Linked DNA regions of Mus musculus: regions 2, 3 and 4 are each linked to region 1. A link is a loop called in an ENCODE intact Hi-C map of the cell type or tissue named here. Cell type or tissue: heart. All regions are shown on one strand. Links, peaks and the distances in the headings refer to the core of each region. The heading gives the core; the rest is flanking DNA.

Evidence for each region. Peaks named below come from ENCODE experiments on the same cell type or tissue, not always from the same donor. Only the 100,000 strongest peaks of a DNase experiment are listed, where the experiment ranks them.
Region 2: it touches region 1 in a loop (4-fold over the local background); 14 of 42 quality-filtered maps call a loop at or near these places.
Region 3: a loop joins it to region 1, with 2.2 times the contacts of the local background. A loop is called at or near these places in 2 of 42 quality-filtered maps.
Region 4: a loop joins it to region 1, with 2.1 times the contacts of the local background. A loop is called at or near these places in 2 of 42 quality-filtered maps.

What each region holds. Positions count from the first base shown.
Region 1 is chr7:132,571,567-132,579,391 of GRCm38, forward strand. Oat (ornithine aminotransferase) reads right to left here and starts at 4,832. Exons shown (of 10, transcript NM_016978.2): 1 at 4,729-4,832. In heart, for the core only: CTCF peaks have their summits at 4,372 (motif pointing left) and 4,571; DNase peaks (open chromatin) are centred at 4,325 and 4,845; H3K4me3 peaks cover 1,926 bases; H3K27ac peaks cover 1,988 bases.
Region 2 is chr7:132,634,618-132,642,442 of GRCm38, forward strand. It overlaps Lhpp (phospholysine phosphohistidine inorganic pyrophosphate phosphatase), which reads left to right. Exons shown (of 7, transcript NM_029609.1): 4 at 6,907-6,970. Among named protein-coding and RNA genes, the nearest start is that of Lhpp, 28 kb to the left of the region's middle. In heart, for the core only: a CTCF peak has its summit at 4,318 (motif pointing left); no DNase peak of the experiment used is centred there.
Region 3 is chr7:132,717,632-132,725,456 of GRCm38, forward strand. The region is part of intron 4 of Fam53b (family with sequence similarity 53, member B); the gene reads right to left. Among named protein-coding and RNA genes, the nearest start is that of Fam53b, 92 kb to the right of the region's middle. In heart, for the core only: CTCF peaks have their summits at 2,123 and 3,067; DNase peaks (open chromatin) are centred at 2,200, 3,095 and 5,640; H3K27ac peaks cover 1,973 bases.
Region 4 is chr7:132,709,154-132,716,978 of GRCm38, forward strand. Fam53b (family with sequence similarity 53, member B) reads right to left here. Exons shown (of 5, transcript NM_001381858.1): 5 at 2,931-6,849. The coding sequence ends at 6,490. Among named protein-coding and RNA genes, the nearest start is that of Fam53b, 100 kb to the right of the region's middle. In heart, for the core only: a CTCF peak has its summit at 4,543; DNase peaks (open chromatin) are centred at 4,028, 4,498, 5,278, 6,678 and 2 weaker places; H3K4me3 peaks cover 256 bases; H3K27ac peaks cover 4,812 bases.

The sequences.
Region 1 (7,825 bases), core at 1,357-6,356:
ATGTTTCAACAGAATTTTCCAACAAGTCAAACCATGCATGATCTTCGCACACATGATTGCGCTGCCAAATCAGCCAATCATGAACTTGGCTAACTTCTCTTTCAACTTGGCTCTCACTCCACACTAAAAACCCAGTGAGGTTCAGGAATGTGCAATCACTAATCAGTTCCCAGAACTCTACTCTATGTGCCAGAACCGTGCCGCTAGTCTCCCTTCCCACGGACCGACCAGAGTACAGACTGAAAACGCAAGATCTAGAGACTGTCCACTTAGAGGGGTCCAATTATATACTTCCCTAAGGAAAAGGTCTGCTATTTCCACAGTATTTTCTCTCTAACAAAAACAAAGCCAGAATCACTAGACTGGAAATGGCAGCTAGCAAAGATGTTTAGCTGTACTGCAAAGAACCAGCCCTCATTCACCACCACGAAGTCTAAGATACCGATTCATCGTTTTCTTCCTAGGCTCTTTACAATCTACACAGTAGATCCTACTTAAACTACTGAAAATGTAAAATGGTATTAACTTCTGCCTCCTAGGAAATATGCATAAAGTGTGCTTTCTCTGATACTCCTTAGCAAATGCAGTTAGATACACAGAAACAAAACACTCGTACACAAAAATACAAACAAAGCTTTAAAATAAGTCTCTACCAACATGGCAAGGCATTTTAGGACATGTCTAATTAAGAAAAGAAACGAAAACTTTATATATAGAAAAAAAAATTGCTTGTTCAACTACGCAAGAGTATTAGGGGAAACTGTTAAGGAGAGAAAACAAAAAGTCACCGTGGCTGTATTTAAAACTATTTTCTACTCTCTACAATGACCATAAATTGTATTTATGTCAGAAACACTGAAAATGAGCTCGGACATGGTCTGAGTTGTTTGACAGAGAGCAGACAAGAAGCAAAGTCAAATAAAAAGAAAGGATCCGGTAAGCTTTGAGGAAACAACGTGGTGTAGAGAGCAGTGCGGCAGTCAGTGTGCCCAGGAGGTGCAGCCTTGGGTCACCAGGTCACCTATTCTCAGGGAAAGACTCAAACTTTCAAAACTACTCACATACCTTTGCCACCAAAGTCTACAGCTATGATTTTTTTCAATAGGCAAAAAGACAAAAAAAAAAAAAAACAAACAAACAAACAAAAACAAAAAACTGGTTATTGAAAAAAATCCTAAAAATGCTTTTAATGGTGTATTTTTACAGGCTGCAATAGGACAGCAAGTGACTGTAGCCATGGGTTACGGGGTGGGGAAGGAGGGGGCAGTGGCTAAGACAGGAGGGTTTCCAGTCCAAGGCTACATTCAGCTGACTCAAAACAAAATAAAGAGTGCAATGGGAAAGAATCTAAAAGGTTATCTGAACTCGACTTATCTCAACTTACACTGAGTTACCTCCTCAGCTAGAATCTCTTTATCTGCTGGGTCCTCTCAATTTCATGTAGAATGTTCAGTAGCGTAACAAGAAACATTCAAAATATGAGTAATACTCTGGATATTCAACTTAACTGGAAAAGGCTACAAGTTGCACAGACCATGACAGAGCAGAATCTAGTACACACTTTTCTATTAAAGAGCCTCTGTGTTCAAGTTACTGAGCTTGGTACTGTATGAGAAATATTAGAACAAAATTAAAGAAGGCTTTAAAACAGCCACCAACAATCTTCTCCTTCACAGGGGCTCTGGAAATGGTAGAAGTGTGATAGAAAATCCACAGCACTGCACAATTCAGATTTAAATTCAGTGTGCAGCTCTGCGTGAATGTGTCACTCTTTCTGAACTTCGATGGGGTCTTGAGGAGCCCATGTGAAAGCCTCTGGTTTAGCACAAAGGAGCTATTCATTACACTCTCTTCTGCTCTAAGGTCATAGGAACACTAGCCAAGTTCCACAGCTTTCAAACAACACGGCCAGGGTCTTCAAACTGGATCGTTTTTCATTAAAAAATAAAAATGAGATCCTCGGGGACTAAGGATCAGTTGGTAAGTTCTTGCCTAATAGATTCGAAGCCTTGGAGTCCATCTCCAGTACCAAATAAACTAGAGAAGCAGAGGCAGGAGGATCAGGAGCCTAAGGCTATTCTCAGATACCCAAGAAGTTAGAGGTGGTCAAGCAAGCCTTTAATCCCAACACTCTAGAGAGGCAGAGGCAGATGGACCTCTAGGAGTTTGAGGCCAACCTGGTCTACATAGTCCCAGCTCAGCCAGGGCTATAAAGAGAGACCTTGCCTTAATATTAAAATAAAATAAAATAAATAGCAGTCAGACAAGAAAATTACCTACTTAAGAGATTACCATTAACTACCAATTTTCTTCTGTGCATAAATACTATATAGATAATTTTTTCCACCTTCTCCCTTTGAATTTACAACGAAAGTCCCTCCTAAACACTTTAGGACATTAAGAACATTGCAGACTTTTATCACAGATCCTAACACTTCAGGCACTTGTTTTCAAGCAGTCCCCACTGTGAACTTAAGCTTGTAAAAAAGGAAAAGTCAACCCTGTCTCAAAAATCCCCTCCCCTGGGTACCTGGGTACCCACCTGCTGCTGGTATTCTCTTGTCTGGCAGGTGAAGAAGAGCCTTCCTGAACACACAACTCCTGAGGGAGGCAAGGTAGCAACCAGACAAGCCAGGTAACCAGGTCACCCATCCTGCATCAAAATAACTCAGCTCTGAGAGGCTACTTCTCTGTCCTCCTATGGAAACTCATCTTTTCATCAAGGGTTCAGAGTTGATGCCAGTTTGGTCTACAAAGTGAGTCTGGGACAGCCAGAGCTACCCAGAGGAACCCTGTCTCGAGAAACCAAAGATGATTGATAGATAGATATATAGATTATTCCTATTTATTATCTATCTGCTATTTATATTTAGCAGATATAAGAGCCCAAACATAAGAACTAACGACAGGCCGAGCATGTTGAACACCTATGTTTAATTTCAGGCCACCATTATTCCCTTCCCCATTAGCTCACAGGAATATCTCCACAGTACAGTCTCCATTAAGGGCTGCATTTGGAAGAATTTGTTTAGTCTGCCTTATTAAATAACCTTTCCTTAAATTGCTCTAAAAGAAACAGCAGGGTAAAGTCATCCAAAAGCCATTGAAAATCTTCAGCTTGAGAAGTAAATTTGGTTTGGCGCTTGTTAAATATTTACTTTTCTGAGGTAACCATTCACAAATGCAGCCCTTAATTTTTTTTTCTTTTTTTTGGAAGGTCTGTCAACATAAGCTTTGTTTTATGTAACCAATATTCTGGCTAAAATTCACCTCAAGTGCGTCACTGGCAAACAACTAAAGTAACACTACTGGGAAAGGATTGAACCAACTACACCGCACCCTCCACACACCTCCACATCACTACCCATTCATTACTATTTTTAAAAGTATACAGTTTGGGGGCTGGGGAGAAGGCTCGGTGGTTAAGAGCACCGACTGCTCTTCTGAAGGTCCTGAGTTCAAATCCCAGCAACCACATGGGGGCTCACAACCATCCATAATGAAATCTGATGCCCTCTTCTGGAGTGTCTGAAGACAGCTACAGTGTACTTACGTATAATAAATAAATAAATCTAAAAAAAAAAAAAAGTATACAGGTATACAGTTTGGCTCATCCTCAAGAACTCTGCAAAGAGCATAAAATACATATCCATATAACCATAGTAAAAGTAGACCGGAAGGTAAATAGATGAGACAGGAAAAAATACCTTTTAAAATATGTACTAATTAAAGTTTTAGGGGCTGGAAAGATGGCTCAGCAGTTAAGATCACCTACTATGCTTGCAGAAGACCAGAGTTTGGTTCCTAACACCCACATTACATGGCACAACTATCAAGAACTGCTCCAGGGGTATCGAATCCCTCTGGCCTCGGATGGCGCATTCATTCCTGATCACACACATACAATTTAAAGTACAGTTACAAGTTACATAAAATTAATTTACCTACAGACACTAACAAGTTTGATCAAGAAAATTTAGGGTGGAGAAATCAGAGGTTATTCAAGTAGCAAAGCCACTTCATTCCAAAACCACTCCTCCCTTAATATATCTTGACACATCTACAAGGTAAATGTACTCCCGGGCATTGCTGTAGGCCTGAGGCAAGATTTGCTGGCAGCAAGAGCTCCCCACAATTAGACTGGAATTTACTGAGGTTCAACATAGCTTGTCAAAGGCCTAAGGAGGGGGCTCTTCGTGCAGAGAGCCCTGTGGGCCAATCCTTAGCCACCATCTCATCACAGAGTGCACGTCACTTCCTCAATCCTCTTATTTGGTTTAGGACTGAAGAGAAGTGGGGATTGGGGAGGGATGGGTATGATCTGCCACGAGACGTAAAAGCTGCCCAAGGAGCTCGGACTTGGTCCGCATCAGCGCCCCCTCCCGGTGACGCGACCACAAGTTCGCAGTTCTGTCCCCAGGGATCGGGTCCTTCCCTCCTCTTCCCACCCCCACCCCCCACCCACCCCCCGCCAAGCTGCTCGTGGTGCCCCGCGCCCTCAACGCCGCCTTTTCAAAGTCGAGACCTCCAAGGCCCCAGTCCCCTTAGCCGAGTCCCCCGGGGACAGTGAGCCCAAGCCGTGCCCCGCCCGTCCTCACGCCGAGCCCGCCCCACCCCGGGCCTGCGTGGCGCCCTAGACCCGGAGATTCCAGTGTTGCCCCGGCGGAGACTCCAGAACACCGAGTGGGCCCTAGTCGCTCTGGCCCAGCCCCGGCGCGTACGTCGTACCTGACAGCGTCCGCTAAGCGACACTGACTGTACTTCAGCCACGAAGCGCGATGTGGCTGCCCGGCGCGTCAGGTCGTTTAAGACGACGTGTCTGTCCCGCCCCCGCCCGTTCTCTCAGTTCATTGGTTAAGGCGGAGGGCCGCACACCAATCACAAGAGGCTCACTCTCGCCCCACCCACCCGGCCTTGAGCCTCCGGGCGCCAAGTTCTGCTGCCTTCCCCAAGTGCGCAGTCTGCTTTTGTGCCTGTGGCGCTTGAGCTCTGCACTGAACTTGGAGCAGTTCGCTTTCTTTTACCCGAAGGGGAACGGAGGCCCGAAGGAATGGTGGCCTCTCACTGCGTTTCTCTAGCCCAGGGACCTTCCAAAACCTTTCCTGAAAGAGCCTGTTGGGAGCAACATCATATCTTAAATGCTGAAACCACATGACCTTGAACCCTCACGTACCAAAATGACAAAACAGATTACTGATGCTTCTAGTATCATCTCTGCAGCTGTAAAACGCCGCCCGGATGTTATTAACTGTTGTTATAAGTGGTTGGAAATGACAGCTACGCAGTATAGACTTGCCTGCACTCCCTCCACTACCATGGTTAAAACTCAAACCGGAAAAGGATATTGCAGGATAAACACAATCAGAAGGTGCTTAGGTATCATTTTTGTCTATAACGCTCGTTATAAATCAGAAAATATGAAGAGAATAGAAGAGTTATCCAATCCTGTACCAAAAGCTGTAGACCACAGAGGGCCAGTGATTCACTACCTTACACTTCAGGGTCAGGCAGAAAGATTTCACACTCCAGTTTGGAAAGAATGTGTGTGAATAAGAAAGCACAAGGATGGAGGGACTGGCACACCAGGGAGAGCCACTGTCAGTCCACGTATCCAGGGCTAGATGTGGGGTTTCTAGAACCCCAAAGAGAGAGGAGTTTGAGGAAAGACTACTTGGAGGGAGCCAGGAGCCTAAGGAGTCTGTTAAGACTGGTGGTAGTAGTGGTGGTGGTGCACACCTTTAATCCCAGGACTCAGGAGGCAGAGGCAGGTGGATCTCTATGAGTTCTAGGCCAGCCTGGTCTACAGAGAGAGTTCCAGGGCAGCCAGAGGTACAGAGAGAAACCCTGACTTGAGAAAACAAGAGAAAAGACAATCCCCACAAACTAGCCTCCCTAGACACAGAGCAAGATCAGAAAGAGGAGGAAAAGAAAGTGGGATGGGAAAGAGCAGAGGAAATGGTTCAGTAGGTAAAGTGATTGTTGGGCAAGCATAAAGAGACCAGAGTTCAGGTCCCCAGAGCCTACATAAACGCTGAGTGGGCATCGAGACCCATCTGAAATCCCAGCGTTCAGGGAGGTAGAGACAGGACAATTCCTAGAGCTCTGGGTTCAAGTGAGAAACCCAGGCTCAATTAAATATATTTAAATACGTAGGAATCAATCATGGAAGACACCAGACCTTGTGTACCCACACTCATGCAAACACTGGTACACAAACACACCAGACACATGTAAAGACAAACAAAAGAAGACCCAGGTAGAGAGACAAATAGAAGACATTCAACAGCCATAGCAGGGAATGTCTTAGTTGACCTGGTCAGTAGGGGCAAGAAAGTAGTGTGGGCTCAGAGATAGAGCAGTGAATCCAATATCCTCAGGAGCACTGAGCAAGCCTACTGGGCTCATCCTATCCTTGGCTAAGGTCATTTGCCCAGATCATTACTTCATTACTATAATGACCATTAATTACCCTCTAAGGCTCATTATTATGAGTGGATAACTTTATCTTTTTCATTTTTATTCCTTTCATACCACCTACTTCAGTATGATCAACCTCTTGGGGGTTTGACCCTTCCTCCCCTGGGGTCAGAAAGGAACTGCTTCTTTGTGATTCTGCTCTGTAAGCCAGGACAAATGGGTAAAGCCAGGGCCATCTTGTTATGCCTTGGCAAGCAGGAGCAGCTGAGCTCATCAGGAGAACTAAGGGTAACATCAAAACATGTGGCAATCCTTTTGAACTCGCAGGTAGGGTGCTCTTTGATGAAAAGGATTTCATAAGCAAGAAACCTCTGGGAATGTCTGAGTTTTATCACTTCTCACTTATCAGAGAATGGCACTGGGTACAAAGAGCATGATAAAAATTTATGGTTTCCCTCCTACTTGGTTGCTTTTTTTTTTTCCCATCACTAATTGTAGCCAAGAAAGAACAACCTGCACCTTGGAGTAGCCTTTTCCCTCCGAGAAACAGAGCTGCTCTGATTGCATTTGCACAATCTAAAAACTCAACATGAAGAAGAGTCAGAGCCCACATGGCAGGGATTGTTGAGTCTAACGCCACCAACAGATTCAAGCAAATACTTCTGCAGGAACCGTAGAGCCTAGCGATAAAGCTCCTGCAGTGCTCCCAGAGACTGAAGCGGCAATCACAGAGCCTGCATTGGTCTGCATTAACCCTCCGCCACATATGTTCTTATTGTTAGCTTGGTGTTCTTGTGGGACTCCTAACAGTGGGACTAACAGCTGTCTCTGACTCTTCTGTCTGCTCTTGGGACCCTTTTCCTCCTACTGGGTGGTCTCACCCAAACTTGATATGAAGGTTTGTGCCTAGTCTTATGGTATCTTCTTAGCTGTGTTCTGTGGCTATTCCTGGGAGATCTGCTCTTTTCTAAGGGGAAATAGAAAAGGGGTGGGTGGGGAGAGGGGACTGGGGTGGGGTGGAGTGGGGTGGGGAATGGGAGAAAAAGAGGAGGTGGGGTAAACTGGTCAGGATGTATTGAAAACCAAACCAACCAAATAAATAGAAACAATCCTATGAGCAGATAACCAAGTTAAATCCACAAGTTAGTTTGACAAATGTCCCTTGAGTGCCATTAATGTTTGACTCTGTGTGGAGTTTCATAACAGGTGAACCCATGTGAAAAGGAAGGGAAAGAGACAATCGGGAAACGCTCCTTCAGTGATTACGAACAGAAACCTTGCGATTTTGAGTTCCTCTCACCTGGAAAGGGAATGAACACTTTGGTTTCTGAAGTCGACAATTCTCAATATTTATTGACTAAAAACCTGTGTGTTGCCAGGCCTGGTGGCACATTCCTGCAATCCCAGC
Region 2 (7,825 bases), core at 1,753-6,752, 63 kb after region 1:
TTTTACACCTGAACACCATACCAGTCAGCTTTGTCACTCCAGCGATACCAGAGGTAAACAGAGGAGAGGGAGGCTCACAATCTCAGAGGCTTCATGGTGCCTTGCTTTGGGCCTGTGGTGAGGGTGGCTTTCATGGTAGGAGATGAGTCCAGCTCATCTCCATGGAGGTTGGTGAGCAGAGAGAGAAAGAGGAGGAGTCCCAGTATCCCCTCAGTGGGCTCCCCCTTTAGAGACCTAACTTCTTTTTACTAGAGCCCACCTCCCTAAGGATGTACCACCTCTCCACATTGCCATCAGGTGTGGACCAAGCTCTTGGGCCTCTGGAGGACAGTCAGGATGCAGACTCTGGCACCATGTTTTGTTTTTTTGGTTTTTGGTTTTTGGTTTTTGGTTTTGTTTTGTTTTTTGTTTTAAAGAAAGCATTGCTGACTTAGCATCCTTCTTTCTCCCTTACATTATTTTATTTTTTAATATGTCTTTATTCATTTTTAATTAAGAGAATTTTGTTTGTTTTTATTTGTTTCACAGCAGGGTTTCTCTGTGTAGCCCTGGTTGTTCTGGAACTCACTGTGCAGACCAGGCTGACCTTGAACTCAGATCCACCTGCCTCTGCCTCCTCCTGAGTTCTGGTGTGCACCGCCACCACTTTTTAAAAACTTTTATGTATATGAAAGTTTTACCTCCATGTATGTATGTACACTACATATAGGCCCACTCCTCACAGAGGTCAGAAACGTGTCAGACTCCTTGGAAGTGGAGTTTTGTGAGCTACCATGTGAATTTTTGGAACTAAACTCGGGTCCTCTGTAAGAGCAAGTCTGCTGAACTGCAGAGCTATCTTTCCAACCCTATTTCCTAACTGAGACAGGGCCTAGCACACTCCCACACTGGCCTGAAGCTAGTTACTGTTCTATATGATTCCCTTGCTTCCATCTCCTGACCTCGGGAGTTATGGACATGTGCCATGGTAGCTAACAAAGCGATTTTCCCCCTCAAGGCCTTGTCCATGCCAAGTAAGGCTGGACCACTGAGCTATAGCCCAAGGCCTGCTAGCATCTTTCCTTACCACATGCTCATTGAAGAAATTTAGAAATCTCAAAGCCTAAGAAGAAGAGAAAGGTATTTGCAGCCTCACTGCGTAGCACAAACACCGGTATTTGAGTGCGTGTCCTCAGCTGAATGCTTACAGATGCACACATTCATCTGGTTTTATAACTGTGAAGGATGCACACTTCTGGATGTATCTGTGAGGGTAGTGTTGAGAGGTTTAATCGAAGAGGGAAGACCTGCCCTAAATGTGGGCAGCATCCCATGTACGTGCGTCCTGGAGTAAGAGGAAGGGGGAAGAAGGATGCTGCTGACTTGGTACCAGCAGTCACCTGTTTCTCCTTCCTCGCTGTGATGCAGCTTGACCTGGCCTGGCCGCTTCATGCTTCCCCACCCCGGCGTTCTGTGACCCTCAGACCCTGAGTCTGTGTTTCCTTCCCTTCTTAAATTGTTAGGTATTTGGTCACAGCAACAAGAAAAGGAAACTAATGTGGGAGTCGGCTTGACCTTGTTTTATAAGCTGTAGGGTTTTTTTTTCTTTCTGTTTTCATGTGTGTATGTACATGTTTTCATATGCATGTGTGTGTGTGTGTCTGTGTGTGTGTGTGTGTGTCTGTGTGTGTGTGTGTGTGTCTGTGTGTGTCTGTGCTCGCACATGTACATGTATATGGAGGCTCAAGATTGTTGTCAGGAGTATCATCCTCCATCCGTCTCCCACCTTATTTAGTGAGGCAGCATCTCTCAGTCAAACACAGATCAGAGGTATGGACCGATCTCACTAGCTGGCTTGTTGCGGGGTCCTCTGTCTCGGCCTTCCAAGATTGGAGCTATAGGTGGGCCATTATGTCCTTCAGGCATTTATATGAACTGGGGTCCTGCAACTCCAGTCCTCACCCTTGTGTAGCAAAGGGTTTACATACTGAGCCATCTCCCCAGACCCCTTGGCCTGTTTCTTATGGTCAGCAAACAGTAGCTTGTGAATGACTTTGTACACACAAATATCTCTGTGACACAGTTATCCATTTTGTGAGATGATTTCCAGAAGGTTGTGTGTGTCTCGCCCGGTCAACAGAAACAGCAACACAAGTTCAGAATCTCATACATTTGAGGTTGCATGATGCTTTGGAGTTCCTGCCCAGCTTGTAGGCAGCAGGGTATCCTGCCGGAAGTATTTCCATCCTGTGCTTTGGTGACTGGGCCCTCGTGCCCACTGAGCTAGGCACACTTGGACTGCTTAACTCAGTGATCTGGGCCCTGTCCTTGGATATTTGAGTTAGCAAACCTGCACTAGAAAATGTGCATAATGAAAAGGTAATATTATAGGTCATTTATGTCAGCTCATTTTTGTTGAATGCAGTCTCATCGTTGCTAGGGGCTATTCCAGATTACAAGTAGTGTCTGAATAAATGCATTGGTGAAAAGGATGGTGAAAATAGCAATCGCTTGCTCTTGGCTGGGTGAGAATTTGGGCACACTCAGCCGTGGGTAACACTCATTTGGTATGAGTGGGGACTCCAGCCCCCTAGACTCTGACTTGGGTGAAAGGTGGGGTGTTTCAACCCTAGGGAAAGGGCTCTACAGCTTTCTGAGAGTGGCAGCCTCTCCAGGTAGCCCAGAGGCCCAGGAAGAGCTCCTGTCACTAGAGTCAAGGCTGGAGTGGCCTCCCCGAGGGTGCGAGGAGGCAGGATGCCCCTCTCCTGGAAATGGAGTGATTTACATTTGGCATCTGTGCGGACAGAGAGAGGGAATTGGCTTTGTAATTTCTCCTGTCATGCCGCGCCATCAGGAAATTAAGCTGTTTACTCTGCAGACTATGGAGGTTAATGGCTCTTCTGGGAGAGGTCAAGTGGTCATTTTGCAGGGAGGCTGCACCGAGGAATCGGAAACGGCAGGAAAACGAAGCATAAAATCTGAGCTGACTGCTCTTCCACTGTGGCCTGCGTCTCCAGTAGCCACAGTGGCCCTCAGTAGCTGGAGGGCCCCCCGGGCTCTCCTGCAGTGGGCCACACGGTGCCAGAAAGAAAAGAAGACTATATCCTGTCACTAGTGAAGGGACATACATTTAAGATGCCTGTTCGCTATTTCCCTTAAAGTGTTTACGGCCAACAGTTGGCTTCAGGTAGATTTTTGATTTCCTAAATGAGTAAGAAATAGAGAAATTGTGGGCTCTATAAAAAGCAGCCCAGATTCAGTTTAAAAAAGTAAGAAAGAGAATGGGCAGGGGTGAGAGGGTAAGTAGCTTGTTGTTGGTAGCATGTGTGAGACTCTCGGTCTTGGTTCCATTCTCAGCACCATATAAACGGAGGTGGTGGCGTACACCTGTAGTTCCAGGACTTGGGGGTGGAGACAGAAGGATCTCTGTGAGTTGGAGGCCAGCCTGGTCTACATAAAGAATGCCAGGCTAGCCGGGCTACATAGTTAAGAGCCTGTTTCAAAAACAAGCCTCCGCTTGTTGAGAGGGGGGGGGGGGGCAAGGTTTCCATTTTGATTCCCGAGACTCCTTCTCCTCTGGCTCAGAAGGCCGGGCTTTGGTGAGTCCAGATAACCTGAAGTCCTTTTTACTTTCGAATAAACTTCTAGATCTGGGGCCAGCAGAGCTGTGGTTCGAGGACTCCTTAGGGGTGCCGTTTCTAAATGAGAGGGGCCTGTTTCCATCCACCCAGTCTCCGGGATCCTGTATCCATCTGTCCCCAGGGCAGCTTGGAAATCCCCAGAATCCTCGGCTGAGAAACAGCTGCGCCTGTTCCAGTTGTGTTGTAGAAGTTTCTGTTTGCTTCCTGGCAAACGCCTCTGAGCTGAGTTAGGTCTGTCCCTGCTCTGTCCTCTGCCCAACCCACCTCTGCCCACCCTCTCCTTCTCCTGGGAGCTTCCTCTGAGCAAGAGTTGTAGCCTCTGGGCCCGTGTGCAAGGAAGATGGCCCATCTGTGGGTTTGGAGGTGGCCTAGTGTGAAGCCCATCAGGTGCTCTAGTGATCCCAAAGTGCTCCCTCGGTCTTCGGACTCCTTCCCCTCGCTCCATGTGAGCCGCCTCCCCTCAGGACACAGCTTGTCTCTCTGTCACTTACTCGCGCAGCTCACCATCTTTGCTCTCACAGTTTCTCTGTGAGTCTTTTTGCATCTCTTCTATGCTGGGAGCCAGGGGTGCATGCCAGGTGCCAGGTCCCAGGTCGTGCAGGTCCCTGAGCCCTTCATAGAGTCCTGGACTGAGACTAAGCCACCTGCCACCCAGACAGTGCAGCTCCAGCACCAATGGCTCCCTCTGCTGGACAAATACTGTTTATCCTTCTCCAGTTCTTTGAAGCTCTGGACCTGGCTAAGGAAATAGGCATTATAGTTTATTGTAACAATAGAAAAAAAATAAAGCTGTGTGTGTACGCATGCATGAATGCCTGGGTATGTGCGTGCGGGCCTGCCTGCCTGCTGCCTGCCTGTGTGTCAGTAAGTGTAAGCATGCTCGTGCCAGGGTAAGCATGTTTGAGGTCACAGGTGTGTGTGTGTGTGTGTGTGTGTGTGTGTGTGTCTGTCTGTCTGTCTGTCTGTCTGTCTGTCTTCCTGTGTCTGCCTGCCTACCTGCATGTTTGTTTATAAGTGTAGGTGTGCTCATGCCAGGGTGTATGCATGTAGAGGTCACAGGACAACCTCGGGAATCACTCTTTATCTTCTACCATGTTTGAGACAGGGTCTCTTTGTTGTTTGCCAGGCTGGTTTCTGGGGCTTTGTCTGTCTCTGCTTCTCATCTGTCGCAGGAGTGCTGGGACTGCAGACACATGCTACCAGGCCTGGCTTCATGTGGGTTCTGGGGAACTGAAGGTCCTCATGCTTGCTTGGCAAGTGTTCTACTCACTTAGCCACCTTGTCAGCCCCAAGAAGCCTTTTAAGAAAATTTCTTCAGGGCTTCAGAGATGACTTAGTGGTTAAGGTTGTTGGCATGCAAGCAAGAGGGTTGGAGTTTGGATACCCTGGACCCACATAAATGCCAGCTGGTGTAGCAGACTGCCTGTACTTCCAGGCTGGTAGAGATGGGATATTCTAAGAGAAGGATGGCTGATGCAAGACTAGTGCTATCAGCAAACCCTGAGTTTGACTGAGACACTACTTCCCCCCAAAATTACAGTGCAAAAGTGGCCCAGGGAGCTTGACACGTAGCCTCAGGCTTCTGCATGTGTGCACACATGCACCACACATACATGTCACTGCTCTAGAGACCGTGGGACTAGGAGGATGGGGAACGAGTCAGACTAAAGCCACATGCAATTGCCTACGTTATTCAGAGCATCTGACAATTTATACTCTGAGGGTTAAGAGAAATCACATGAGTAACGTTTTCATGAGTTTGAAAGCTGCATACAATCATGAGAACAAGCTACACGTGGCAAAAATACATTCTCCATAGAGGCTTATCAAGTATGGCTTCAATGTCTAATTGAGTAACAACAGCAAGCAAGAATGAGTATTGGAAGTAACCTCACTCCTAGCCGCTATACCTGGGAGGAGCACAAAACACTTTCCAAGAATAATTCCATGTTTTGAAGAAATTGAGGTCATAGAGTCTTGTCTTGTTTTCTTGGCATTTTCTCACAAGCACTCAGCGTTCTCACGTGACTCCATTCCTGGACCGTGTTCCAGCACATGCACATGGAAAGGTGAAAAAGAAAAGACATTCGTGAGATCGGATCTGCTATGTATCCTCAGCTGACCTAGAGTTCACAATCTTCCTGCCTCAGCCTCCTGAGTGCTGGATTACAGGAGTGACCCCACCAGGCCTGGGGCTTGTATTATTTTACCACTGAGCCTCCTATCTCAGGGCCTCTGTCTTAGCTCCACGAGCAGCTGTTTATAGTAGTCGTCTCCAGTCTTTTGGTGAGTGGTGTTTGTGTTCTAGGCATTGTGTAAGGAATGGTGTTGTTTATGTAGTGTGTTACTTTGCCCTAGATATGGGTGGTTTTGATTGCTTTGACTATGTCACAGGCGAGGAAGCTGAGGTCTAAAGGCTTACATAGAGCAAAGTCACTTTTAGAAATCAGAGAAGGAATTTCAGTATTGAAGACAGCCTACATCCCCTGTTCTCGGATCCTCAGCTCGCATGCTGAGTTAATGTCCCCTGGACGGAGAAGGAAGGGAAGACTGACGTGGGTGCTCAGACTCCCCTAATAACTCAGAACTTGGATTCCTGTGCCATTTTCTGGGTTTCAGTGAACCTCATCTCTGGAGGGTGATGGCTAAGCCACCTTCTTGCCTCCTTGGTCACGTGGCTTTGCTCAGAGAGCCCCAGAAATGGATGACATTGCAGCTAGGACTCTTATGTACCTCGAGGGAGGCCTTGGTCTGATGTGGATGGGCTGTGGGTCTAAGCACTGGGGCTAAACCGAGGAACCCTCCGAGGAGCTGAGCCTGCGCTGTCTCTGGGAGGTTGGGAAGACATTCTTGTCTCAAGGAAGCAGCTGGTGCCTGTGAAACCTGGCACCTTGCCTGACCCCAGCTAATAGGGATGTCGCAGGCTGCTGTGGAACTAATGGAGCACTCTCCTCAGGCAGCAGTTAGGGGTTAATTATTAGCAATTAGGGAGTCAGCACATGCTCTGGGGGGGCTGCCGTCCCTTCCCGAAACACGGGTCACTTGTCTTCCTCTGTGTTAGTAACGGGATCCATCTGTCCCCCTTGGGTTCCTGGTTAATCATTGTGGTAGGGGTCCCTACAAGGCCAGCAGCAGGGGGCTAGTGGCTGAATGACCCATGATGCCCCACTGCCGCTGGCCCTCTGCTTCTGCCATGTGGCCTCTGTCGGTTACTCTCAGCATGGCATCGGGACTGGCCTGCACCTGTGGCTCTCTGTGAACCCCCTTCCCTTGTGCTCTCTTGCAGACGCTATTACAAGGAGACCTCTGGCCTGATGCTGGACGTTGGAGGTTACATGAAGGCGCTCGAGGTACCTGCCCTGGTGCTGCCCCAGGCCCTGGCTTTCTGGAGAAGATGGTGTACTTTATAGACAAGTAGCCTCTCATGTTTCTGAGTGGAGCATCCTGTGTGGGGCTTGAGCCACACCCCCGTCTCCTCTGTGGAAGTAATGGAGGTCTCTCCTCAGGCAGCAGTTAGGGTCCATTATCTTGATCATCACACAGTCATTATGTATGTATGTGTCATCCCTCTGACCCCCAGCCAACCTCTGGGTGCTCTTTCCCAGCATGCTCTTCACCACTCTGACTCATGGCTTTAGTGTCTCTTCAGATCACCTGCTTCCTTCCCAGCCCTGTAACCCCTCAGGCTGTGTGTCCTCCCAACTCCTCTCCTGAGATGACTTTCCAGGTTATAAAGCCTTCTGTGGCAAGACCTCCAGAGTCCACTGTGACTGGCCTGTCAGTTACCCCTGCCCAGATTCCTGCTAGACCATGTCCCAGCTCCACAATAGTAGCAGCCCCTGTCCACCTGTGCCCAGGCGAGAAGGGTGAGCAGGTGGGTGGATTGAATCCTAGACACACTTAGGAGGGCCTTTGATCTACTTGGAGGTGGGTAGCAGGGAGAGGCAAGAGATGGGATTGTAGCTGAACAGGCAAATGAGAGCCTTGGTCTCCTGTCCCTTGGGAGACTCGTGGTTCTGCTAGGTAAGGTATGCCACTTGCTGTGGGCACTCTTGAAGTAGGCGGCAGAGCTGGAGGTAGGTGTCCTAAGCATTCTAGGCAGCAGCCTGTTGTGGAGTTGTGACACGCTTGCCTGTGAGAGGGTTTGAGGCCCATGGCATCCTGATCATCATGAGGCGGTCAGTCTTTCCATGTGTGTCTACTCC
Region 3 (7,825 bases), core at 809-5,808, 150 kb after region 1:
GGTGCCACCAAACCAGAGATTCAACAACACAGTTCGAATGTGGGTCTCCTAAGCAGACGTGGACAGGGGCTGTTGCAGCAAGGGGCACTCGTGGCCCGCCTGACTTCCCTCAAAGGCCCTGTAGCAACCGGGGAAAGAGGCTTTGGCTTTTCCCCAGTGCACAGGAACTTAATAGCACCTGCTGCCTCTCACCTGCCAATGAAAGGCACAGACCTGTCCCAAGGGCCCCAATCCTTTCAAAGGCCAAAGTGTTTGTGTCGCTTTGAAATAAAGATGTCTGCTGGCTGCCACTGCAAACAGGCTATTAAAACAGGCTCAACAGACAGAAGATGAAAGGTGCTCTCTCTAGGGGAAGGTGGCTGTGCCTGTCACAGGCACACACACTGTTCCTGACACTCCACAAAAGACACCCTCCTGATTGGTTCACTTTTCTTGGGCTCTTTCAATTAACAAAGAAAGGAGAGGCCAACAAGTTGGTTCAATGGACAAAGACAAGGCACTATGCCTGACGACCTGAGTTCAATCCCTAGAGAACTGACCCCCCCCCCCAAAAGTTGTTCTCAGACTTCCACAAGCTCACAACAGCAAACACACCCATCCACAATTTGCCTAATAAATAAATATCAAGAAATAAATAAAAGAGAAAAAAAAAACAGGCTGAGGTGCTGAGGGGCTCAGCTCTGGGTTTCAGGCCAGAAGACCCCCAGCCAGCTGTAAACCTGCTGATGCTGGGATTTGCTGTCTAGTGTAAACCCATAGTCACAGGATGCATTCCTTCATTGCCACAGCAGTATCTGGGCACACCTCAGAGGTCCCTTCTGCCTTCCAGGCTACTGGCCTGAGCTGAGTGAGACATCATGGCACAAGAAAGATGGATCAATAATGGCAATGCTTTCCTGGGACAAGCTGAGTGGGTAGAGGAGGCCTAGGGGTGAGGCCAAGACTAGTCAAGGACTCAGGAGCTCACAGAGCCCAACCCCCTCTCCTGCATCCCTGGCTAAGTAAGTACTGCATCTTTTTGCCTGAACAGGTGTGTAATTGTAAACAGCAATGCTTACACCTGCGAGCCTCAAGTCCTCGCTGACTGCTCTGGCTGGGTAATGGCAGCAGTGCCTGAGGATCACCACACCTACCCACTGTGCCAGATGTCAGATGCCAGAACAGGGCCTCACTGTTCTTGGTAAAGTGAGCAAGGGCAGGGCCTGGGGATAGAGCCCAAAAGAAATACCCCACCCTAGTGCTCTAGGGCTGTGCTCTCCTTATCTTGCTGGAATCATCCTGTCTCATCTTGATCTTGCCCAGCAGATGATCTAAGGTATAGCTAATAGGTCCCAATTCTGTGACCAATGTAACAGCATATGTGGCCAGACTGTGTGTTCCAAATTCATATGTCAGTGCCTAAAGAATCAAGAAGTGGGGTCACTGGTGGGTGCTGGGGTCACAGGGTTAGAGCCCCTGGTGAGTTGAGAGTTAACGCTGTAAGGATGAGAGACCACATCTCCCCCTTTGTCATGTTAAGAATCACAAGAAGAGGGTGCCATCTGTGAAGAAGCAATCCCTAGCAGGCATGGCCCCTTTAGTGCAGGGACGATGACCTTCCTGGCCTCTAGAACCAGAGGCCACTCTGTTGTCCCTAAGTTACTGGCTGTAGGGGTCTCCTGTTACAGTGAAAACACTAGCAGTTATGTTAAGCATGTGACATAGCCCATGGTAGAGTACCAGGGACCCATTTGCTGGACCTAAAAACTACCAAGGTCACTTGGCCATTTCAGAAGTAGGGTCGGCCTCATATGGCATCATGGCTTCAGGCAAGCTATCTCAACCCCTGAACGTTGGTCTGTCTGTTAAATATGGGTGGCCAAGAGCATCTTGGGGTCATGCCTCCCCCAACAGTCTACAATAACAGATTTTTCTTTCTTCATAGCAGGGTGGGAAGCTATGAGGCCTGAGTGATGCATTTTGTTCCAGGCAAACCACAGACTACCACAGAAAACCCCCAGTAGTCCTCAGAGTCATTTATCTGTCCTCTGCCTGCAAAGCCAGTGTCATTTGGAAAACTTTGATGACTCAGAATTCAGTCATTTAGCCAAAGTGAAAAATGAGAACCACCACATAATCCAGTGGCAAGACCCACCCGCAGGGGACACTGTGCCTGCGGCCACAGTGGGGCAGTGAGCCTGCTGTCCAGAATCTCAGCCCATTGGTGGGTAAGACACTCGGGCAGTCACACATGGAGTTCACCCATGCTCAGGCCCACCACATCTTCAGCACTGCTTGCCTCCCCTCTCCTAGCAGCTCCTGCTGTTCCCATGCGTGAGGAGGCCTGTGTACCCTCAAAGGTCTGGGAGAAGGCAGAGTGGTAAGATTCAAAGGGCCACATGAACATATCATTCCAAGTTGAAATTGCTACTCTAGGGCTTACTTTGCCTCACCTAATAACTTTTGTTCTTGAGGCCCACCAAGAAGGCCTGCAGGCTCAGTGGAAACTGTCCTTACGGCCCTGAGCTAAAGACCAGAGACACTGAGCCCACTCTTAGAGTCCACAAGAGGAATTATAGAACAAAGCTGTTCCCAGGGCACTTTTCTATAAAGCCAAGCCGACTCTAGCTCTAGCCAGTCACAGCAGAGGCTCTAGCTCAGCCTCAGCCCCAGCCTTCTTGGGCTTGCTGGAAAACACTGATATATCTTCCTTCCCCCAGCCACAGGGCCTTTCTGTACACAGACTTACTGCAACATCTTACTTCTGGGTAGGAGGCTCTGGGCTGAGCAGAGATAAAGGTGGCTTGCTCCCGGGGTCCTTGCTTTCCTGGCATAAGCTGAAGCCCAATCCCCCGAGGGAAACACATCAAACCAACATACCCTCGGCCCTGCTGCCTGGACTGGGTGACTGCCCTGCAGGGCCCTGTGCTGGGATCAGCCTGTTCTCTGCCGCAGGTGCTGTGGGCCAGCACGTCAAGCATGGTGATGGGGTCCCAGAAAGGTCTTCTGAGGTACTCAACCGTCTGTTTCCTCAGCAGTGACACGGAAGGCCTGAGCAGAGCAGGTGACAGCAAAGCTCCCCCGCGCCCCCTAGGGAATACTGCCTGGGTGCCAAGGGCCCCAAGCTTATAAGCCCTGTCCCTCATACTTAGACGTGGGCATCTGGGGACGCAGACAGACCAGCTGGTGTGTGTGGGCTGGGGGTGTATGCCTAGGAACAGATGGCCCAGCATCCTTCTCACCCTGTTGGAGGCCTCAGAGGAGGAGTACAGGCCACCCAGATTCTACAGCCACAGGGTCTGGGCTTCTCTGTTGCCCTCACCTGGGAAGTGCACTGCTCAGATCTTCGTCCAGCTATTTCAATGGGTTACTTTAAGGAATGCAAAGGCAACGAGGCAGACTGGGGGTGGGGGTGTCTGCTGATGTCTTACCTAGTTCCCTTGGCCCACAAAAGCACCTGCTTGCTTGGCTGCTACCTGCTTACAGCTGTCCTTTTTAGAATAGCTGGGGGCCAAGAAGCGTGGAGGACAGCTTTCTCATAGAGGCAATCCCAGCTCAAGATGGACTGTCAGAGGTGGAAGAAGTATTATCCTGCAACCAGGGGAATGCCATCTCAAGTGCTAGCCATGCTACCTGAGCCAGAGGCAGAGGCCCAGCTCCTGTGTTGCTTCTCTACACGGTCTTTCCCCGTCCTGTGAGGCTTCCCTGCCCTCTACCTGGTTTCTTCAAAAGCCTCCCTCCACCAACCACCTGCTTAATCCCCAACTCAAGCTTTGTTTCTTGGAACTGAAACATGGTACTCAAGATGGGACACATGTGACCACCAGGTCTGTCACGTATTTGCTTCCCAGTGCCTCTGTTCCTCAGGCCCTGAGCCGATGCTGCTGCTGGGCCCTGCCTGTCTAGAGTCCAGTGGTCGCACTAGCTGCCTTGAGTCTTCCAGGAAGTCCTGGCTGCCGGAGACACCAGCCTCTGAGCAGCCAGTGTGTCCTATACACAGATGCTACATGAGGACGTCTGAGAGTAACAGGCTGCGTTCACCGGGCGCAAGCTTGCTTTCCCTTGGACAAAAAGTACCCAGTCCCTCCCATCCCACCCCTGCCGCCACCACTCTTCAAGACTGCCATGCTTGCCTCGATTTTTAATGCCACCCCCTCCATTTTTTAATGAACAAATAAGAACAATGTTAAGGGGCTGGGAGACAGCCCTGTCACTAAAATGCTTGCCACGTAAGCACAAGGGCCTGAGCTGGATCTTCACAGTCCCTGTGCTTTTGACTTTGTTTTGTTTTTAAGAGCCAGGTGTGGTGCTGCGTGCTTGTAATCCCAGAGCTAGGGACCAAGGAGACACAGATCCTTGGGGCCTGCTGGCTAGCAAGCATGACCTAAGGTCCAAACCAGAGAGAGGCCCTGACTTAAAAAAAAAAAAAAACCAGGGTGGGGGTCTGGGGGGCTGGGGAGACGGCTCAGCGGCACTGCTGCTCTTGCAGGATGCTGGGTGTAATCCCAAGCACCCACATGTCAGTTCGTAAAACCACCTGTAATTCCAGCTCTAGGGGGGTCTGATGCCCCTTTTCAGGCCCCCACAGGCTGCTGCACACATGGGGTGCATACAAATTCATGAAAGCATGCATAAATACCCATGAGAAGAGAATGAATTGAATAAATGAATAAATGGGACGGGAACTGAGAAACACCACCCAAGGCTAACTCTGGCTTCCACATGTATACACACACACACACACACACACACACACACACACCTGAATATGATCACACATGTGTACCTGTACATGCACAAACACATAAATAAAGATTTAAAAAAGGAGACATTTTAGTCCCCATATTCTAGCTCTTAGGGCCACCTCACGTCTTCCTTAAGATGCCACCATCACAAAGCCAGTCTGTGCGGCCAGGTGGGTAGCCTGGCTCCAGCTGGCCTTGCATGAGGCTGGGCCCTTGGATCTGCCTGAGTGGAGCCATTTCCTACCCAGCACACACTTGGACAACAGAACTGTGCAAGCGGCCGGGCGGTGGTGGCGCACGCCTTTAATCCCAGCACTTGGGAGGCAGAAACAGGTGGATTTCTGAGTTTGAGGCCAGCCTGGTCTACAAAGTGAGTTCCAGGACAGCCAGGGCTATACAGAGAAACCCTGTCTCGAAAAAACAAAAAAAAAACAAAACAAACAAAGAACTGTGCAAGCATCTCAAAACAATAGGCCACGAGACAAGTGTTCTATGTCTCCTTTGTGCTGGGGCTGACAAAGCATGTAGTTTCCTAGATTTTGTTTTGATTTGTTTATTTATTTATTTTGAGACAGAATCTCACTGTGTAACTCTGGCTAGCCTAAAACTCACATAGATCCACCTGCTCTGCTGCCTGAGTGCTGGGGTTAGAGGCCACCAGACTTGGCTTTTGACACATACTCTTTTAAGCAGGGTCAGCAGCACCACACCCAACCCACTTCTGTGTAGTGCTCACCTCTGGGCCTTTTAAAGCCTGGATGGCCTCCTGACCCTCAGGAATGTAGGAAATGTTGGCTGGAAAACTGGGTGGGAGCCAGGATGCCAGGACTGAGGACAGAAGGGACTCTGAGAGCACCGCTGACTTGTCACCAAAGACTCCGGACTCTTCCCAGATCACAGGCTCTAGAAGCCAACAGACTAATGGGGGTGGTAAATACCTGCTGTGTGGAAGCCAGCCCTGTAACTGGGAAGGTTCCTGCCTTCCTTTGTGGGCCACTGCGTCCCAATGTCCCTTCAAATGCCCTGCAAGCACCTGCTTCATGCTGGGAGATTGTGGCTACCCCACTAGGACCTATACCAATGAGCAACAGACTACAGGGCCTATCTCAGCTCAGGCACTCATTTGTCCTTTCTTACTAACAGGGGACCAGGGACCAGGAGACATGATGTACTTCAAAACTCTGGGAGTTGCCTCTAGGCCAGAAAGCCACAGGGATGTTATATGGCTGCTAAATCCTGCCATTCTCAGAGCCACCACAGGAAAAGCACCACAAAGCTTTGAGAAGCCCCCTTCAGGAAAAACCTTCCTACCCACAGTCACTCTGGACCTTGGCTTTCTCTGTTCTGGTTCTCCCTTGCTGTACCTCTGGGGACCACCTTCCTGTTATATTCTACATGTTGTGCTCTAGTCTTGGGTAATGCTGGAGGCTCCAGGACCAGATGGTAGAATGGACTTGAAGAAGATGACCTAATATAGAGCTTGTCATTTTTGGAACAGGCATAGCCCCCTAAGAACCTAGGAACATGAAAAACAGACCAAGGGCCAGCGGCCTTAGCCAGAGATAGCAGGACCAGACCCCTGAGGAGTAAAAGAAAGGCCCAACAGAGTCCCTGATATCACCCATCAAATAGAGCGCTGTCAGGGCGGGGCTGTTTTGTAACAGGAAACGCCCAAGCTAACCACGTGACTCAGAGTTCTTAAGGATTGGCTAGAGCGATGCTCACTGGCTCAAACCTTCCAGACAGGCCAGAGCCTGGCCCTACTCCAGTCAACTCATTGCTCCCAACATGTGCTCTGGACCGTGCAGTCATGTGAACGCCCTCTCCTGCCAACTGTTCTGGCTACCCAAGCTCCTACCTCCCTTCTTTCACTGGCATGCTCGATCCCTAGTATACTCAACCTTGCACGCCTCGTTTTGGAGCAGGCCTCACGTTCCTATTTTTACTCTGTTCCCTGCCAACCATACAAAGAACCCTGGTCATGCCCACAACCATACAGGGAATCCTGGTCATGCCCCACAACCATACAGGGAACCCTGGTCATGCCCACAACCATACAGGGAACCCTGATCATGCCCCACAACCATACAGGGAATCCTGATCATGCCCCACAACCATACAGGGAACCCTGGTCAAGCCCCACCACCTAGTTCACGGACTGCCTCACAGTGTTACTGAAGGGCCCCGACCTAGAGTGGGTAAGAAAAGATCTTGGAGGTCTAGAACCCTGCAGATTTTCTGAATGGCCGTTAGCCAGTGTCTCCTCTCTGCTGCCACCCAACAGGACACATGAAGGTTTCTGTTCCTGCTCTAGGCCCCAGGATGGCAGGTGGCATGCCTGAACACAGAGGGTGTGGAAGCCAACTTCAAGGGCCTCCCTAAGCCCTCACAATTAGAAAACAAACATTTTGTTTCTTCAGTGAACATTCCACTCAGTGCAAACTCAGGAAGGAGTTTGTGAAACCACTTCACTCAGTTTGCTGTGAAGAGGATTCTTTGCTTAACAGAAGTTAAGGGATCTTTCCAAAGCACACAGGGATCTGGCTAGGGGCCCAAGCCAATGCCGTCTTAGCCCACAGCCTTCAGGGCAGTCCTGGCCAGCAGAGTCCTGGAGCAGCCTCCACAGCAGCTCTGGGGCACACAGGTGGGTCCTGGCCCTCAGAGAGGGTGACGGGCCCTGGCTGTCTGCAGCTGCTTAGAAGCTGTGTATTCTAAGAGATTGCAACTGGACCCAGGAGGCAGGACTGTTGCACACCAGGGTCTTCTCAGCTCTATCTCTAGAGCTGATTGCTGCCATTCTAGATATTGTGAGCCATGGAATGTAACTCAGGGAATAGGAATCCATACTGGAAAAGTGAGTGAGTCTCAGCCAGTGGCAACCATCTTACCCTACAGATGGGCCAATCAAGGCTGAAGGAGGAAGAGACTTGTCCCAATTTTCACACCTAATGGATGTGCAATCAGATCTCACAACTTCTGGAACAGGCCTAGGAGTGAATGTGAGTGTCTGAGTGTGAGTGTGTGTGAGTGTGTGAGAGAGGAGGGAGGGAGGGAGGGAAGAAGAAGAAGGGAAGGAGAGATAGAGGGAGAGGAGAAAGAGG
Region 4 (7,825 bases), core at 2,387-7,386, 140 kb after region 1:
CATAGGCAGGCAGACAGACAGACACACACACACACACACCGGGGGGAGGGCGACGTAGTCTGAAGACCAAAACTGAGTTTGACATCTGGCCTCTGCATGTGTGCACGCACTGTGCAACTGTACACACGTAAAGGAGTCAGAGGTCCTCTGAGATTTCCCTAGACAACGACACTCCCTCTGGCACGGTGAACACACCAGTGGGGCCTTAGTGGGCAGGTTGACCTCTAGGCTCTCAGAGGAAGAAATTGGCTGAGTATCTGCATCAGGATGAGGGGCCACCAGTCTGGCCAGTGCCATTCACCTTCAAGGGATGGATGGCCTTTTGCCTCTTAGCTGGATATACAGAAAGCTCCAGTAGAGTTCCCCCAGTAGCTCAGGCCACTTGGAGCCATTGCAGTGGGCTGTGCTTGCTGATGAGTGTGCCCCATGGGTATTGGGGTTCTCTCCCCCACCCCCCTTTTTTTTCCTGAGCAGTGACCAAGCTGGCTCTCCTTGGCTGGTCTCTCCAGATAAGCTGGGTTTTCTCTTTCTGCCAAGGAGTGGGCTTCAGGCCCTATATGATCTGGTCAGAGACCACACTATCCTCTGAGCCACAGTGAACTCAGAGAAATGGTCCTTAAAGTGACTCTTCCAAGGAGTCTCTAGGAGTAAAAGAGAGAGTGGAGACTCAAGGTCTAGCCTGTGTCTTATGCTCTTTCTGAAGACGGATTCTAAGATGCTCCCTCCAGCCTTGCCTGCAATCCCGTGAAGATGGCCTGTGGTGACCTCGGGGCTGCAATCATCCAGTGCTCAGCTGTCCTCTCCCTCCTGAGAGGATCCATTCCTACTCCCCTAGAGGACTACCCTCTTGCCTTGATGTTTCTCAGGGTGGCAGCACTACCCAGCAGCACAGCCTCCCCTTCTCTTGATCTTCAGCTACCTAGCAGTCAGCCACAAGGGACTCATCTGCCTCTGACTCTTACATCCTTAGCAGGTGGAACAGGCAGGAAGAAAGCCTCCTGCAGATCTCTTTAAAATGGGAAGACCCAACCATGTGCTGAGTCTACAGGGTGCTCAGGGACCCACCTTACAAGCCAGTGTGATTATCATTATCACACCAGCTTTTCCATGGATAATAGGCAGACTGAGCATTTTGCACCAAGTTTTGGGGTTGTAGGAGCATTATTACGTAGGAAATACAACCAAAAAGTTAAAAAAACAAAAAACAAAAAACAGTAGCCACTTGAAGGTCACTGCCCAGGTTGGGCATTTTGTGGGGAGGGACTTTTCCCTACCCACATTTTGGGAAAGAGCTGCTCTCCCAGAAGCCCGTTGGCCCACCATTCCGTGTATAGACAGGGGGCCTACTTAGTGATTGGGAACATCCCTAGATGGGTGGACCCCTGAACCAGCCGGGCTTGGGGACTGCAGAACGCTGAGGCCTACTGCTGTCAGACAACAGGGCATCGAGTGAGCCCAAGCCTGGCTGCGAACAGGATCCTATTTTCAGAAGACCTCATATTTGGTGCAGGAGACAGCAGTGTGGGGAGGCATCAGGACAGAGTCCTGTGCATGTTGTCAACTTGAGCTGGGGCAGGGCTAGAACGAGGCTGGTACCACTGGAGAGTAGGAGGTGCAGGTTAGGGGGGCAGTTGGGTCATTCAAGGCCATTGTGAATCTAAGGAGCAGGACTGTGCTTGTGGCCTTCCTGCCCTCTGTCCTGCTATTGTGAACTACTTACCGTATATGAAAGGCAGAAGGCTGGTGTCCTAGGAAGACTGAATGGCCAGCCTGGGACCTTGCTCTCACGCCCTGATTTTAACTGTGTATATGGTGTGTGGGTGTGTGCCAGTGTGTATGTGGTGGCCTTTACCTGCCAAGCTACGCCCACCCCCAACCACAAAGGGTGGCTTTGTGGGGGGAGTTCTGAGACAGGATCCTGATATTTAGCCCAAGCTGACCTTAAATACGCAATCCTCTTGCTTCAGCCTCCAGAGTGCTGACTAGGGTTACAGATATGTGCCACCACTCTGGAACACTTCTTTTTTCTTTCATATGTGTGTGTGTATGTATGTATGTATGTATGTATGTATGTAGTTTATGGATGTTCTGCCTGCATGTCCCTATGCCATGTACACTGCCACTGTATCCCCTGGAACTATATATATAATCCAGATGATTATGGCTCCTGTATGGGCGCTGAGGATTGACTCTGGGTCCTCTGGTTAACCACGGAGCCATCTCTCTGTCCACCGCCTCTTAAGATACACACTCACATATAGTTTGACAAGGGATCTGTTGCCAAAGCAGCAAAACAGAAGAGTGGTCCAGGATGTCACCTCCAGACTATGATGGTCTGGCCATAGCAGAGGCTCTGGGAGAACATTCCATGGTCAGTTACAGGGACCAACACTGGGTGACAGACATTAAGTGTACCTCTCTGCTGGGGTCCTCAGGACTGCAGACACAGTGCTCTCCTGAGCTGTAGTTACTCAGGTGTCTGGTTTGGAGGGTAAGCACTGGATTGTGTGCCCATCCCAGGGGTGAATTGTGTGTTCTAGTATCTCCACAGCCCAAGAAGCAGAGCTCTGAACTGCGCTGCCCTCCGCGGGGGCGAGGCCCTGAGCTGACAGCCCAGCTCTACGGCCTCCAGGGTCTCTTTAGTGGCCTGCCTCTCAGCCAGGGCAGCTTCCTCTCCTGCTCCCTTGGAAGTAGCAGCACACCATGCCCCCCCCCCCCCATGCCAATGTCTCTGGCTCCTCTGCGGCTCCCTGCGATGGCGGCTGTGGCTATGGGCAGCAGTTACTCCCACAGCCACCCAGCATTTCGCCTTCTCTCTGAGGCATGGGGACAGAAGTCCGTCCCGCAGTTCTCCCAGTCCAGAGCTGACAGGAGAGCTGCTGGTTCACTGCCCCCAACAAAAAGCACACAGCCATGCGCAGGCAGCCGGGTGTTGGACCAGGAAGCTTTATTTACACAGTAAAAGGAACAAGCAAATTCCTGAGACTAGAGTGGCTGTAGTGCAAGACAGTCACGGCCTGTCAGGGGGGGAGGCAGGCGATGGTGCGTGGTGCTAACGAGCAGACCCAGCATGGGCAGCCTACAGGCTGCAGCCCTGATGGGTTCTGGCTCACCACGCCATTCACCACACTGCCTCAAACAGTACCGCTGCTGCTGCTGCTGCTGCTGCTGCTGCCTGGCTGGGACGGCACACGTGGCCCTAGCACGGCCTGTGGGCTCATCTGTCCCTGACCCCTGGGTGCCCCCAAACACTGACGATGCAGTTCATTTGCCAATGAGACTATGCTACGTCAGGCTATCCTATCTAGCCTAAAGGAGCTCCATCAGTCTGCAATTCTAGAGTATCTTTCTCTGCCTCCTTCAGAGGCCTGGCACCAGGGGCAGGGGTGGGACCAGCAGCATGGGCATGGCAAGGGGCAGCATCATGGGTTGTATGGGCGGAGCGTCCCTGAGCCCTGGCCCCTGGCTTACGTTTTAAGTGGCCATCATTCAAGTAATTTTAACCACATCAGTGGAAATGGGTTGCAGGATCCAGGGGTGAGTTCTAACTGCTGTGAACACTAAATGAACCCATAATAAAATATGGCCATTGGTCTGCATAGGAGACCCATCTAGAAACTGGGGGAGTGAGCATGTCCTGTTTAATGTGGGCCTTCATTTTATTTAACTTTCTGCATACAAATTTAGAAAACTTTCCTGCTACAAAAAAAAATTTTTTTTTTAAAGTAAGGCTTTCTGAGAATACACATCTGCATGTGTGGGCAGAACAAGTTCCATGGACCTACATGAAGGGAGCCCGTGGTGCTGGCCAGCTTCTACCTTCACCACCCAGGAGTAAGGCAGGAGTGGGCAGTCATGTAAACTGTCTAGGCTGCTACCCTGAACTCAGGTCAGGTACCCGGCTTAGGGCAACTCTGTCGGTTCAGTGGCTTCTGGAGTGAACGGGATGTCACGTGCTAAGAGGCCCAGTCGGCTTTGGTGGAGGCTGCCTAGGCAGGTGAGTGGTGAAGCCCACCCTCAGCTTCTCTGGGGTGTGGCACTCGGGTGAGCCAGTCTGCCTGCTGCCTGTGCTGCCACGCACACAGGAGACAGAGTGGACCTCCCAGGTGAACCTTCTTCCAGGAGATCCAAGACCAGAGGTCTGGGGGCCAGTGAATGGGGTGGATGAATGGGTCTGTCTGGGTCACACAACTGCTGAAAGCTGACTGGAAACCTTCTAGACAAAACCTGCTTTACTTGATGAAAAGAACATCAGAAAGCAAATGAACACACTAGGCAGAAAAGCTACCACCATCTTTTCTGGCTGCTTTTGCTGGGTGCTTGGACTGAGGCCTTAGTGGGACAGGGACATCAAGAAAAGCCTGAGGAAACTGCAAAGGGCCAACCCCCACCCCGGGTTTGGAGTACTGCCGCCCAGGGAACAGTCTCCTAGAGGCAGGAAGCAAAGATGAAGCTGTCACTCAGCAAGTTCCTGTTTGTCCTTCCGCCAGCAGGCTCAAGAGAGCTAGTCTACGGACAAGCCGGCCACACATCAGCCTTAAGACACACACCTGCCACCAGGAGCTCAGGTCCCAGTCCTCAGGAGAGGCAGCTGGCAACTGTTCTGTGCTTTGGCCTTAACAGCCTGTGTGAAGCAGACCAGGGGACAGAGCCCAGCCTCTCCTTTCCTGGGGGGTGGGGGAGTGGGAATAGCTTTAGGGACCATAAAGTTCTTTCAGATAACAGAATCCCTCACTGTGGGCTTTCTGGGAACCAGGGCACTGGGGTGTGCATCCCACGCCCTCTCAACTACCTTCCTCTGTGATCCACCAGGCAGGGCTTGTAGGTCATGCCTCCACCAGCTTTCTACTTTGCTTTCTCAGTGCCCCCAAGGCCAGCTGGGCCCCGACCACCACCACAGGGACCCACCAGGCTACCCAACCTGGGGTTATAGGAGCGGGGCTTCCTGTACTTTGGGTCTGGTTTTAGAGAAACATTGCCTTATACATCAGAACTTGAGCCTCGGTTCTTCTGGTGTATGGACAAATTAAAGTTGAAACAAAAGGTTCCCATCAAGGTCTTTCTTTAGGAGAAAGGTAACAGCCATTTGGGCTCAGCCAGCAGACAGTGAAATCTCAGAGGGTAGGCACAGCAGAGCAACTACAAATGTGCCTAGATCACATGTCCGCAAACCCAAGAGAATGCACCAGTTATTTTTAGCCTTATGGGAAAACAAGCCACTTGTGTAAGCCAGCCCACTTGCTATTGTCTGCAGAAGATGCCAAGTTTGCTAAAAGCCAGAGTCCCAGCGTGCAGAGCCCTGTAGCATGTCTGCAGGGAGGACTGAGGGGAGCTGCCGGAACGGATGCCCTCTGGGAATTATGCTGGGAGTGAGGAGCTGCAAGGGGGAGTGTGATTCAAGCCATGCTGTGGCTGGGCCTGCAGAGGAGAGCCTGGGGCTAGGCTCACATCAGTGGACTGGGGGTGGGGGGTGTCTTGAAGCCAACGGTGGTATGCTTTCATTAAAGCCAGCAGTGTCTGTGAACAAGCAACAATGTGCTAGGAATGTGGTGGAGGCTTGCAGGCCCCCAACATAGACTGCTACAGAGAGGAGCCTGCAGAGTGGCTAGCCTGCAAAGCAGCCAGCAGACATCCCTCTACCCAGGAATGTACACAGGGCCGAGACTTCTGCACCTGTTTGTAGATCCTGAGGACACTATGAAGAGGTCATCTTGCCACTGACATCTCTATACACAGCTGAATTCACTGAGCTCAGCTCTCAGGGACTGGGGACAGAAGGAAGGCTACCAATGTCAGCCTTGCCAAGGCAGCCCCTGAGGTGGCAGAGGTGTGGGTGATTCTTGGTGACATGGGAGAGCTGGTGGGCCCACCTTTCAGTCAACACAACCACCAAATGCCTACCCAATATGGATGGCTTCTGGTCATTCCTAACTATCCCCTGATCCCGAAAAATGGGACATGGATTATCCCAGAATCCCTGCCAGTGCCCCAAATGGATTAAGGCCACACGGTCTGCTGTCACTACAAGAGGTGTCTCCCGAACCTTCCCAAGCCTGGGCCAGGGAGACCTGGGAGAGAAGGCACGGAGTAAACTAAGTAAAGGAGGCTTTGGGTAACTCCCCAGAAGGAACCTGAGCAAGGCTATAAGGGGGCTCAGGCCCCCGGCATCCTACCTGAAGGGTGCAGCTGGCCCAGCCCTACTGGAAAATGGTGGCTACCCAGCACTCCGTAAGGAACAAAGAGGAGGATACCAAACCGAAAACCTGTTTTGGGCTACAGTAGTTCCATGGAACTGGTGGGAGGCCAGCTGTCGCCTGTGAGGTGTGGCCAAGTTGCCTTCACAAATTTGGGCACTACAGGGTGATGGCTGGTTCCTTTGAAAATGGGTGGGCTCCATTTTTTGGAGGAGCCTCTGTCAGACCCAGGAGCCAGGTCCCCCTTAGAGTGACCTAAGGCCTAGAGGAGTGCCTCCTCCCCAGGTCAGGGCCCTCAGTTGTTCTCTATCTGCTCAATGTCCAGCTCGCCATCCAAAGAGCAGAGGCTGTTCGTGCAGGCTCCCCGGTCCCGCCAGGATGTGGCCGGATCCCCCTTCCTGCAGCAATCCTCATCTAGACTGCAGCCATCTGACTCGTCACAGGATAGGTCCTCCTGGCAGGTGAACTGGTCATCAAAGGAGTGGGGAACAGGCTCAGGAACTGGGGTCCCAGCAGGAGTCCTGCCCCCTGGGCTGGAGGCTGAGAGCAATGCGGTCCAGGATCGGGTACTGCTGACGAGGGCAAAGGGGCTCTGGGAGCTGTGGTCGTCCACCCCCATGTTCAGGCAACTGAGGCTGCTGAAGGTCTGACAGTTCTGTGGAGGAAGAGATACAGTGGTCAGTGAAGAGGCCAGACTCGCTTTGGAACCTCAGACCACACATCCTACATAACCACACAAAGCCTAGCTGGTAGTTAATCTGCCAGGCTGTAGTAAGATCACCAAGTCTGAGGATGGTTCATGAAGAAGTGCCTCTGGCCACTGAACACAACCTGTGGCCAGTCACTACATAAAAGGCAAAAATGTGATGAGGCCCAGCTTGTGGGCAGCTGCGGTGAGGTGGGCAAACCTCAGACTTAATAGGTGGCCTGGTAACAAGATGTCTGATCTAAGGCTATTTCATCCCAGGTGTCCCTTGTCCAGCCAGGACCCACTCCCTCTTCAGTGCGCACATCCTTACCTAACGTGATGTGTGCAGTCAGCCCTCAGCTGAGAACTATACCTGCTATGATGCAGATGCTCAGCAGAGGCTGCTAATACTGTGCCCTTCGCTCTTTATGTGCCGATACAATGTTTTCCCTGAGTGGTTTTTTTTAAAGATTAATTAATTAATTTATTTAATGTATGAGTACACTGGCTGTCTTCCAACACACCAGAAGAGGGCATCAGATCCCATTACAGGTGGTTGTAAGACACCATGTGGTTGCGGGGAATTGAACTCAGGACCTCTGGAAGAGTAGTTAGTGCTCTTAACCACTGAATTTTCTCTCTAGCCTCTTCCTGAATGTTTTTTTTTTAAAGATTTATTTATTATTATATGTAAGTACACTGTAGCTGTCTTCAGACACACCAGAAGAGGGAGTCAGATCTTGTTACGGATGGTTGTGAGCCACCATGTGGTTGCTGGGATTTGAACTCTGGACCTTCGGAAGAGCAGTTGGGTGCTCTTACCCACTGAGCCATCTCACCAGCCCCTGAATGTTTTTTTAATCTGAGGTTTTGACTGAGTCTGAGAAGACAGTTTAAGGTCTGTGGGAAGAACAGATACAAGACTTTTTTCTTGGTGGTACTG